Linked DNA regions of Homo sapiens: region 2 is linked to region 1. Evidence: chromatin contacts called from ENCODE Hi-C or POLR2A ChIA-PET data. All regions are on one chromosome and are shown on one strand. The core of a region is the stretch at or near the end of the contact, and the rest is flanking DNA. Distances in the headings are between cores, read along the strand shown.

Region 1 (3,044 bases), core at 119-2,618:
CTTACCTTGATTTGCTTTTCTGTAAAAATGAGGATAATTACATCCTTTCTTTAAGGTTTTTTTTGAGAATTGAGATAATATGTGTTAAGATGGGCTTAATACAGTCCCTGGTAGGCACTCCTTAAATGATTGCTGCTACTTTTTTATGTATTCAAAGCAATATTAATAACAAAACAACCACAATACAGAACACAATCAATAAATGATACCTAAAAAATAAAGACAAGAATTTGTTGCAGATTAAGTGAAAGACAGCCCATTTAATCTAAAATGCACACAAAAATATGAAGGAAAAAAAACATTGAAAATATTTTATTTTCTTTCTACAGCTTTTTTAATAAAATGCCCCTAAGTTGAACGTACAGTTCAGTGGGCAGAACTCACCCAAAAGATTGAGAAAGCAGAGGGTAAATATGTAATAGTTACATATTAATTGATATCAACTAATGTCTCTAAGAACGATGCCATCCTTTGGGGTTGTCAAAGTTGAAATTAAAGATACATTTTTTCAAAACCAGAGTTTTCGTCACCATTTGTACACCTTTCTTTATTTACCTCACCTAAGGTAGCACCCCACACACTAATTCAACCCCCATAGTGCCATCCGTCCGGACATTTCAGTTGCTTCTCTAATAAATGTCTACTTTCCTGGGACACCTTATGGTCCTTGTTGCTGGTGGTTAGTTTTGTATGAAGTCATTGTCTTTGAAGTGTTGTTGGTTGATAATGCGTGGGAACTTATCTTTCTTAAATATAATTTACCTTTGGCTGGGGTATTTAATGTCTTAAAGCAAAAGAAGAAACAACAGAATAGGTCAGGAACTCTGAAGGGCCAATGTTTGAGATCTTGTTTTGGAAGGAATTTCAGCAACGGTAGCTGGGCAGAAGGCTGACCCACCAACATATTTTAGCAAAGCTACAAGGATTTGGAATGATAGTGGCCCCCAGCATGGCCTCCTACTTTGCAGGTCCCGAGGTATGAAATTAAGTTACATTTAAAAATCAGAATTAGTTCTCTAATCTTCAGATAGTGTTAAACCTTAACTCATTCCACTGTTTGGTTATAAATAAATAAACATAACATTTGTCCCAAGTTGTTCTACAGGTTCACGCCTAGCCATAGAGTTAACTTTGAGCATTATTTGCAGTGCAGGGGGTAAATTATCTTCAAAACGCTCATGGATTGGCTGCTGCCCAGAGTCCTGAGAGATGTAATCAGTTTCAGTTAATTCTAAACAATAGATTGTGGCAGGAACTCAGCTAAGTGGCGGGTTGACTGCACCCAAACTGTTGATTTAAGTTGTCAAGAGAGCTTGACTCATGCTTAGACTTGACAACAGTTTGGGTCAGCTGGCTTAGCTGTAAACCATTACCAGTAAACTCTGCTCCTTTTGTGTGTGAGGAGGGAAGGGGGATGGCCCTTCTGGTCACGGTCTCCCTCCCTGAGCTCACTGCAGACTCCACGGCCTGGCTGGGAGGCTCTTTGTGACTTTTACTGTGCTCAGACTTCAGTCTCTTCATCCCTGTCATGCGCATCAGTGGGTTTCTAGCCACAGGCCTGAGGAACTGCCAATATAGTATGTGCTTTGTGTACTTTCTATTCATTTCTAACTTTTGTTGGTGATGTTTAACAGGAAGTGCGTTACTATTCACTGTACCGTAATCCATATCTGTACAGCACTTAATGCTGTTCACAGAGAACTCATATTGTCCAATATATTTTAGGCTAGGGCAGGGCAGGAATTACATTGCATCAGCATTAATCATCCTTGTTACCTTTTGATGAGATCATTCAGGTTAAATACTGGTTGGAAGAGTGATCTAAAGTTGAAGGCATGAGGATAAATGTAGGAAAAACATTAGCAGTTTGCTTAATGTAAGTTTTTTTTTTAAGTTTGAAGATAAATGTTTCTCAATTGATAATTTTTTTTTTTTACCATTAGCCTTTGAACATTAGTAGTAACAATTTATTTTTATTTAAAGTTTGTCCACACATGCAAATGGAAACATGTTACCCCTTGGATACTAGCTTAAATTTATTTACTCCGAGGTGATTTAAAGTCCACATATAGGTATGCTTGTTTCAGCAGGTCAGATTTAAGGATACCTTAATTTAGTGATGAGGTACTCTGAAGGTCTGAACTTGAGAAGGTGATCCAAGGTGACTATAACCTTACACTTCCTGTTAGTACCTGGCTCAGAGTCTCAGGAGACTTTGAGGGCAGTGTTTTGATATGAATTGCCTTTGTGTTCTTTCTGTAAATTAGTTTTTGGTATGGAAAGCCAGAAAGCTCAAGTCCTTTAAGTACATAAGTCAAGCGGCTTTTTTTTTCCATACCCCTGTCAAACATTGTACACTTATCGCTTTCCTTTTATAATTTTGAAAGTCTCCAAATCATTAAATGATATGCTTCTCAGTTGTGGATGGTTCCATTTTCTAATGACTATTTTGTCTTCTAGAGAATGTCTGCTAAAATTCTTCCTGATTTTTATTTTACTTTCCAATGTGGTTTTCATTTATCTTAGAACAGTGTGCAAACTTTCACTGAGAATAGAAACAATAAACAGAATGGCACAATATATTTTTATTTACTATAGATCATATCCATTTAGCTTTTTCATGGCCCTTTCATCATTTTCTATTGTGCCATTCACTTTAGTGGGTACGTTAGTTACTCACATGGTGTGACCTGGGAAAGGAACATTACAGTTGTTTTTCTTTGGTTTACATAATGTCATCAAATGAGGGGAAACTGTCCTTGGCTGAAGAAAGTTTCATGAATTTTAATGTGTACCATTTCCTTTGTTATTAATTTGTAAATAAATATATGATAGAGAGTAAAATAATGAAAGATTTTGGCAATTATATTTTAGCCAAGAAAATAATGAGAAATACCTATTTTCTTGCATCTCACATTAACATCTGTTAGGTTACACTTACTATTATGAGATGAGGGTTCACTTTAGAGATGAGTCAATAGTATAAATATTAGAAGCAATTTTCTAGGACAAAGTATAGAATGGTTTTATAGGTGACATGTGCC
Region 2 (2,888 bases), core at 320-2,819, 130 kb after region 1:
TATCAATCTTGAGTAATTCGGGAATTCCAAAATGTGCAGCAGCCAAATAACAAATGAATGTCCCGAACATTTATTTATTTATTTATTTTGAGATAGAGTCTTGCTCTGGCACCCAGGCTGGAGTGCAGTGGCGCTGTCTCGGCTCAGTGCAAGCTCCGCCTCCTGGGTTCACGCCATTCTCCTGCCTCAGCCTCCCAAGTAGCTGGGACTACAGGCGCCCACCACCACACCCGGCTAATTTTTTGTATTTTTAGTAGAGATGGGGTTTCACCATTGTTAGCCAGGTTGGTCTCGATCTCCTGACCTTGTGATCCGCCCGCCTCGGCCTCCCAAAGTGCTGGGATTACAGGCGGGAGCCACCGCACCTGGCCTGTCCTGAACGTTTCTGTTCCAACTAGTGATGGTGAGGATCTAAAAATTTCCCACATAAACTGCAGGAGTTACCAAACAGCACGCTTCCGGGGGCAAGAAAAGAATGGATGTTGGGTATTTATGAATACCCAGCAAGGTATTCAGGTTTTCACAGAAATACCCAGGTATTACTTACTGGCCTTGCTAAAAATCAAAACTCCTGATGCCTCCTTAGCGATTGTACAAGCTTGCTTCCATGGCCATTTCCTTTAGTGCAGGGCCGTGTTCTCTAAAGGGAACAGTGTAGTTATGAAGTTTGTTGTAATGAAATTTTCCCTGTGTGACCAAATCTTCACCCTTAAAACCAAACCTAGTTGGGGCAATGAAGGCAAATATAGCCAAAGCCTCCATAAAACTTGCTTTAAACTTGGCTTTTAGTGTGTGTCAGTTAGCCAAACACTCTTATCAATTAAACCAGTGACCTTGGGATTGATCAGAGGAAGCAGTCAAGTCCACTTGATATTTAAAATGGCTTCATATAATTCCCATGAAGTCCCATGAAATACAACAGCCCAAGTTCAGGTTTTGTCCTGTCAACTTCGTCCTGACAGGCTTTCTATATTCCATCACTGGCTTTCTAACTTACTCTTCCCCAGACTGAAATCAGAGTAATGAAAACAGTCAAACTGCTCATGAAATGTCACATTACTATGAGAGCACACATTATTTCTACAGATATTTTCTATCAGTCACTAGATCACTACTCAAATGACAGCAGTGCCTGCCTGAAACATGGTTTAAAAATGACAGCCCCATACTGCAAAGACTACTTCAGCAGTAAAATTTACTGATTTGTCCCTCTGATCTTAGCCTACAAAAGATACCAAATGTTACTCAGGAATAAATAAAACATTTCTAGAAAAGGAGAGAAAAGGTTATATGCTTCATTTTGCTTATCAATGTCATTTCCAAGCCAACAATTTTATTAGGGGTAGGAGTATGGGGACATGCTATTTTTAGTTTGTGGGGGAGAAATGTGACATTTAGAACAAATGTCATAGCATTTCTTCAATAAAAATCCATGCTGTCAGCTCCCTAGCTCTAGAGAATTATAGAAAAGCCGTACTGAACTAAAGGAGAGGCAACAATAACTTGATTTTTAGTTTAACCCTCTCCGACCCAGCCTCAGCGTGGCTGGACAGTAGTAACAGTTTTTGTGTGTTACCTAGCTCTGGGAAGCAGTCGTGCATTCGCACAAAGGGTATTTGTTTAAAAGAATCTATTCTGTCTACCTAAGAAATGACTCTGTGTTCAGCCAAAGCCCTGTGACCTGTTTTGTTCATTGAACCTTGAGGAGAAGCAATTTTTTCACAAACAAAAGAACTCAAATATCTACTAAAATAACGACTCCAATATGAAAGCCAGAAAATGACTTTTATTGCCTGTAAACAACAAAAACAGTAGAGGACATAATTATTAGACTTTAATAGAAAAATAAATATGTAATAAATAAAGTTCTCATTATGGAACATTTGCCCTTATCTCATTTCCCCCTTTTTTGGCATATATTCACATTCTATCGTGTAGTATCTCTGGGTTGTTATTTAACTTTTCAGGACAAGAGCCATATCTTACATTTCTCTAAATCCTCTGCAGTGCCTAGTACAGTTTTTGATAAAAGTATTGAACAATTGAAACATTAGTTTGAAAAATGCAGTTCGTATCTACAGTTTTTTTTTTAACTTTCTAGCTCTCCCTGGCGTGCGGCCTCCACCCCCAACACACACAATGATTATTTTCAGCCTTTGCCATTTTCAAGGCTCTGATTCTACTTGCTCCATCCTTACTCCTACTGAGTATTAATAGTAGTCTTTGCTGACAGTGACCTGTGCACTTTGAAAATACGTATTATCATCTCCACTAAGTGCGAAGATGGAGACATCTGTGGCGTTTTTGCTCTTCTCTCCTTTGCCCTTGCAAATAATTATGTGCTTCATTCATGATCTTTTTTCTGTCTTTCGTGTCTCAGAAGAGGGTCCTCTCTTTCTTCACCAAGTTCTTTCTTCCCCTAAACTCTCAATCAGATCCCTTCAGCCTGTCCTGGAATCCCACCAGTTGTTCCCCAGTAGTCTCTGTCTTCCTTTTTCTAACTCCTCCCCTTCACTTTCACATGGGCATAGCAGTAGTCTCCAATTTAACCTGCTGTCTTCTCTAATTACCATTAATTTGCTAAACATGAATTGAGCACTCAATAGGTACAGGCATTCAGCCAAGTAATAAGGGTATACTCTTGAGTAAGATGAAGTTCCTTCTCTAAAGCAGCTCACAACTGCCACACCGATTCAACCAGCAACTTGTCATATGACCCCCACAAACATTCACTCAGCGAACATTCGTCCAGTCAAATTCAGGTGACACAATGAGTGCTAATGACAGCCCCTGCTCTCAAGGAGCTCGTAGTCTATGCTATTTCTGGAGCCTATGCTAGCTATACCTCTTGTTTTGAACTTTTACTTATTTACTGCCCGTAATGATTA

What was found. A loop is a pair of places that touch in the nucleus more often than their neighbours do. ChIA-PET counts read pairs that join two places held with the same protein, here RNA polymerase II (POLR2A). Pooled maps may share reads with other maps.
Region 2: a loop to region 1 is called in a map with no recorded cell type, with 2.2 times the contacts of the local background. The contact joins two enhancer-like sites. A Hi-C loop is called at or near these places in 1 of 168 maps with a recorded cell type or tissue (GM12878), 23 of 37 single-sample maps with no recorded cell type and 7 of 50 pooled maps. POLR2A ChIA-PET finds 5 or more read pairs at or near these places in 1 of 52 experiments (GM12878).

The regions. Positions count from the first base shown.
Region 1 is chr6:21,021,208-21,024,251 of GRCh38, forward strand. All of the region lies in intron 11 of CDKAL1 (CDKAL1 threonylcarbamoyladenosine tRNA methylthiotransferase), which reads left to right. Among named protein-coding and RNA genes, the nearest start is that of CDKAL1, 490 kb to the left of the region's middle. Within about 2 kb of position 1,369, at least 10 of the 41 ENCODE cell types and tissues checked have a DNase peak (open chromatin) inside an H3K27ac peak, as active enhancers do.
Region 2 is chr6:21,149,787-21,152,674 of GRCh38, forward strand. The region is part of intron 13 of CDKAL1 (CDKAL1 threonylcarbamoyladenosine tRNA methylthiotransferase); the gene reads left to right. Among named protein-coding and RNA genes, the nearest start is that of LINC00581, 360 kb to the right of the region's middle. RefSeq lists an enhancer at 135-279 and a cis regulatory region at 207. Within about 2 kb of position 1,570, at least 2 of the 41 ENCODE cell types and tissues checked have a DNase peak (open chromatin) inside an H3K27ac peak, as active enhancers do.